2 separate regions of the Homo sapiens genome follow, and region 1 is linked to region 2. Evidence: read pairs that join two places in POLR2A ChIA-PET (ENCODE). Cell type or tissue: PC-9. All regions are shown on one strand. Links, peaks and the distances in the headings refer to the core of each region. The heading gives the core; the rest is flanking DNA. Region 1 overlaps DCUN1D1 (defective in cullin neddylation 1 domain containing 1). Region 2 has its middle 6.4 kb from the start of LAMP3.

The links. ChIA-PET counts read pairs that join two places held together with the same protein. Peaks named below come from ENCODE experiments on the same cell type or tissue, not always from the same donor. Only the 100,000 strongest peaks of a DNase experiment are listed, where the experiment ranks them.
Region 1: POLR2A ChIA-PET joins it to region 2 with 12 read pairs; 2 of 35 experiments call an interaction of 5 or more read pairs at or near these places.

Annotation. Positions count from the first base shown.
Region 1 is chr3:182,967,833-182,970,749 of GRCh38, forward strand. The region is part of intron 1 of DCUN1D1 (defective in cullin neddylation 1 domain containing 1); the gene reads right to left. Among named protein-coding and RNA genes, the nearest start is that of DCUN1D1, 11 kb to the right of the region's middle. In PC-9, for the core only: no CTCF peak of the experiment used is centred there; a DNase peak (open chromatin) is centred at 1,579; H3K27ac peaks cover 1,573 bases.
Region 2 is chr3:183,167,651-183,170,567 of GRCh38, forward strand. No RefSeq gene overlaps it. Among named protein-coding and RNA genes, the nearest start is that of LAMP3, 6.4 kb to the left of the region's middle. In PC-9, for the core only: no CTCF peak of the experiment used is centred there; no DNase peak of the experiment used is centred there.

The DNA.
Region 1 (2,917 bases), core at 125-2,624, 200 kb before region 2:
AAAGTTAACAAGGAAACCATTTTGATTCCAACTTTTGTTACTGAAATTTATTTTAAAACTCAGTATACCTTTCTCCCTTGAGTGACAGAGTACCCTAACATGTTTTAATCCTCCTCTGAGGAACAAAGTAAAGTACCAAAGGATCACTGTGACTGTCAGTGACCACTGCACAATGGTGCAGGAAGTGTTGGAGATTAACCTGCAAGTACACCAACCACAGACCATATCCTGGAAATTACGTAGGTTTTTTTGTTTTTTTAGAGACAGGGTCTCGCTATGTTGCCCAGGCTGGTCTCAAACGCCCGGGCTCAAGCAATCTACCTGCCTCAGCCTCCCAAAGTGCTGGGACTACAGGAGTGAGCCACTGTGCCTGGCCTGGAAATTACTTTTTAATTAAACCTGATATAACATATTGGCATAACTTTTCCCCCATCCTCCTAAAAGTTGGAAGTGGCAAAACAATCAGATTTGTCTGGGGTTTTATCATATAGTTTTAAATCCAGTGCTCTGTTCCCTGCAGGGTCAATCACCTTTGTTGAAGGGAGGAAGGAAAAATCATAGCTTAAGTCATTTCTACAAGCCAAAAAGAACTATTCATTCTACTATACTATTCCTATCAAAAAGTAAGATAATAGAAGACCAGGGAAACAAAGATAAAAAACTGTCTTACCCACACCAACTAAAAACAAAATTATACAAATGAATTAATTCCATGTCATATCTTATTTGAAAAATGTTTATGTAATAAATGATATATATATATAAATGTAAACTTTTTTTTTTTTTGAGACGGAGTCTCGCTCTGTTGCCAGGCAGAAATGCAGTGGCACCATCTCAGCTCACTGCAACCTCCATCTCCCAGGCTCAAGCGATTCTCCTGCCTCAGCCTCCCGAGTAGCTGGGATTACAGGCACGCACTGCTGCGCCCAGCTGATTTTTGTATTTTTAGTAGAGATGGGGTTTTGCCATGTTGCCTAGGCTGGTCTTGAACTCCTGACCTCAGGTGATCCAACCGCCTCAGCCTCCCAAAGTTCTGGGATTACAGGCATGAGCCACCGCGCCAGGCCAAATGTAAACTATTTTAACTGGTTTGGTATAAATTTCCACTATATAGGGCAATATCAACATATTTGAAGAAACAGGGTGTACCTACCCACTTCCAACACCATAAAGGCTACTGAGTTCTACCAGGCCAAGAACTGACAGTACGGACTCCAGCTAAGCCAAGTGATATTGACAATCCCATTCCTATAAAGTCTGATAAGTACCCTCCACTTCTTACACTTACAATGCACTCTTACCACTTCTCTGTCAGCTCTCTGTTCCTAGAATACATTGTAACATTTGATTCCCTACTAAGGGAATTCAATTCTGTAGTCTCAAAGGCTATCCTAGAATAAAGCTGGAGTATACCTGACCAATTTAGGGGAGCTGTAACACTCCCATCCCCTTTTCCTAAGCCACAAAGGTGTACCAGGCAGTGTTCTGATTTTGACAGTATGGCACTAAAGATTTAAATTTTTATCAACACAAGGAAGAGAAAAAGGTGACTAACCAGAGAAGAATGATTTTATAGGGGATGAGAGGGTGGATAGAAAATTGAGGTGGAAGAAAAAACAGATGGATTTTTTCTCTGTTTCTACTACAAACCCAGTGGGGAACTTCCCAAGAGCAAAACCATGTGACAGCTACAATGATTCAGCACTCAAATGTAATATATGCCATTTATTTAAATACTTATTTAAAGGGAATAAACTAGAGTAATAATTAAATAAGATCAGGCAATATAATCTTCAGTATTCCAATGTTAAAACTACCTAGGTATTATCAAGTTTTCAAAGAAATGCAATAGTTGTAAGGCTGTAAAATGCATAAAACAGAATATATTTTGCTTTTTAACCCCAGCAAAAAAAGCAGGGGGGAGGAGAAATGCTATCTCTTGTAACAGAAAGCTAATTACAACGGTATCAAAGATTACCAAAATTAGAAATACTGTCATAATCTGAACAGTAAAATGAATTTATTTGTTCATCTTTCCAAAATATAACATGCCAAGTTATCAACACATATTGTTTTATTCTTAAATCTAGCATATTTGCATTATTTTTTTCACTCAAGAAATTCAAGAATTAAGAGAATCAGCCAGGTGCAGTAACTCACGCCTGTAATCCAGCACTTTGGGAGGCGGAGGCAGTGGGACTATTTGAGGCCAGGAGTTCAAGACTAGTCTGGCCTGGGTAACACAATGAGACTGTCGCTACAAAAATTTTTTTTAATTAGCTGGTTGTTGTAGCGCACACCTATAGTCCTAGCTACATGGGAGGCTGAGGTGGGAAGATGAGGATCACTTGAGCCCAAGAGTTCAAGGCTGCAGTGAGCTATGATAGCGCCGCTGCACTACAGCCTGGGTGACAGAGCGAAATCTTAACCCCCCAAAAAAAAGAAAAGAAAAGAAATTTAAGAATCACATTTTAAATAATAGTTTATCTGAAGAAAAAATAATAAAGTTTAAAAAGCCTTCCCATTAAAAGTATTTCCCCAAGGAAAAATAAACATGGAAAATGACTTTCTAGTCAACTAAGTCCTAACAATTGCAAAATAGAAGTAATTTTAATAAGTGATTTTTTAACAGCAAAAAAATAAGATCCATTTTATTATTTCCATTATCTTGAATTTTCACCTTCTCATCCTTAAGTTTATATTTCAGCCTGAACTTCAGAAACAGACACTTAGGCCTTTATATTTTTAAAGGAATTAATTTTCTAACTCAATTCTTGTTATCTCAGGATTTGATGAATCTAGCTCACAAAAGTCAATGCTTTCAAAATCAAAACACTTTTACGATCACCTATAATTCTCACTAAAAGCTCTGTATGTTGTTATGTAATTATCATATTGACAGTTTAACTTCATCTGA
Region 2 (2,917 bases), core at 245-2,744:
ATATAGTCACATTCTGAGATACTTGGGGTTAAGACTTGTATTAGTCCATTTTCACGCTGCTCATAAAGACATACCTGAGACTGGGAAGAAAAAGAGGTTTAATTGGACAATTCCACATGGCTGGGGAGGCCTCAGAATCATGGTGGGAGGCGAAAGGGACTTTTTACATGGTGGCGGCAAGAGAAAATGAGGAAGAAGCAAAAGCAGAAACCCCTGATAGATAAGCCCACCAGATATCATGAGATTTATTCACTGTCATGAGAACAGCACGGGAAAGACCAGCCCCCATGAATACATTACCTCTTCCTTGGTCCCCCCCTCCCCACAATATGTGGGGATTCTGGGAGATACAATTAAAATTGAGATTTGAGTGGGGACACAGCCAAACCATATCATTCTGTCCCTGGTCCTTCCAAATCTCATGTCCTCACATTTCAAAACCAATCATGCCTTTCCAATAGTCCCTCAAAGTCTTAACTCATTTCAGCATTAACCTAAAAGTCCACAGTCCAAAGTCTCATCTGAGACAAGGCCTTCCGCCTATGAGCCTGTACAATCAAAAGCAAGCTAGTTAGTTCCTAGATACAATGGGGGTACAGGTATTGGGTAAATAAAGCCATTCCAAATGGGAGAAATTGGCCAAAACAAAGGGGTTACAGGGCCCATGCAAGTCTGAAATCCAGTGAGGGAGTCAAATTTTAAAGCTCCAAAATGATCTCCTTTGACTCCAGGTCTTACATCCAGGTCACGCTAATGCAAAAGGTAGGTTTCCATGGTCTTGGGCAGCTCCACCCCTGTGGCTTTGCAGGGTACAGCCTCCCTCCAGGCTGCTTTCATGGGCTGGTGTTGAGTGTCTGCAGCTTTTCCAGGCACCCAGTGCAAGCTGTCAGTGGATCTACCATTCTGGGGTTTGGAGGACAAAGGCCCTCTTCTCACAGCTGCACTAGGCAGTGCCCCGATAGGGACTCTGTGTGGGGGCTCTGATCCCACATTTCCCTTCTGCACTGCCCTAAGAGGTTCTCCTTGAGGGCCCCACAGCTTCCACCCTCTGAACCATAGCCCAAGCTATGCATTGGCCCCTTTCAGCCATGGCTGGAGCAGCTGGGACAGAGGGCACCAAGTCACTAGGCTGCACACAACATGGGGACCCTGGGCCTGCCCCACAAAACCCCTTTTTCCTCCTGGGCCTCCAAGCCTGTGATGGGAGAGGCTGCTGTGAAGGTCTCTGACATGGCCTTGGAGACATTTCCCCATGGTCTTGGGGATTCACATTAGGCTTCTTGCTACTTATGCAAATTTCTGCAACCAGCTTGAATTTCTCCCCAGAAAATGGGTTTTTCTTTTCTGTCACATAGTCCGGCTGCAAATTTTCCAAACTTTTATGCTCTGCTTCCCTTATAAAACTGAACGCCTTTAATAGCACCCAAATCACCTCTTGAATGTTTTGCTGCTTAGAAATTTTTTCCACCAGATACCCTAAATAATCTCTCAAGTTCAAAGTTCCACAAGTCTCTAGGGCAGGGGCAAAATGTGGCCAGTCTCTTTGCTAAAACATAACAAGAGGCACCTTTGCTCCAGTTCCCAAAAAGTTCCTCATCTCCATCTGAGACCACCTCAGCCTGGATCTTATTGTCCATATCACTATCAGCATTTTGGGCAAAACCATTCAACAAGTCTCTAGGAAGTTCCAAACTTTCCCACATTTTCCTGTCTTCTTCTGAGCCCTTCAAACTGTTCCAATCTCTGCCTGTTACCCAGTTCCAAAGTTGTTCCACATTTTCAGGTATCTTCAGCAACGTTTCACTCTACTGGTAGCAATTTACTGTATTAGTCCATTTTCACACTGCTGATAAAGACATATCTGAGACTGGGAAGAAAAATAGGTTTAATTGGACTTACAGTTCCACATGGCTGGGGAGGCCTCAGAATCATGGTGAGAGGTGAAAGGCACTTCTTACGTGGTAGTGACAAGAGAAAATGAGGAAGAAGCAAAAGCGGAAACCCCTGATAAATCCATCAGATCTCATGAGACTTATTCACTATCACGAGAATAGCATGGGAAAGACCGGCCCCCATGATTCAATTACCTCCCCCTGGGTCCCTCCCACAACACATGGGAATTCTGGGAGATACAATTCAAGTTGAGATTTGGGTGGGGACACAGCCAAACCATATCAAGACTTCTACATATGAATTTTGGAGGGACACAATTTAACTCATAATAGTGGACTGTCCTGTTAAATGTTCTGTGTGCACTTGAGAAGAATGTGTGTATTCTCTCATTGTTGGATTCAGTGACCTATAAATGTTAATTAGGTTAAACTAATTGATGTAGGGAAAAGAAAGAGAGATCAGACTGTCACTGTGTCTATGTAGAAAGGGAAGACATAAGAGACTCCATTTTGAAAAAGACCTGTACTTCAAACAATTGCTTTGCTGAGATGTTAATTTGTAGCTTTGCCCCAGCCACTTTGCCCCAGCCACTTTGACCCAACTTGGAGCTCACAAAAACATGTGTTGTATAAAATCAAGGTTTAAGGGATCTAGGGCTGTGCAGGACGTGCCTTGTTAACAAAATGTTTACAAGCAGTATACTTGGTCAAAGTCATCGCCATTCTCTAGTCTCAATAAACCAGGGGCACAATGCACTGCGGAAAGCTGCAGGGAGCCCTGCCCTTGGAAGCGGGGTATTGTCCAAGGTTTCTCCCCATGTGACAGTCTGAAATATGGCCTCGTAGGATGAGAAAGACCTGACTGTCCCCCAGCCCAACACCCATAAAGGGTCTGTGCTGAGGTGGATTGGTAAAAGAGGAAAGCCTCTTACAGTTGAGATAGAGGAAGGCCACTGTCTCCTGCCTGCCCCTGGGAACTGAATGTCTTGGTGTAAAACCCGATTGTACATTTGTTCAACTCTGAA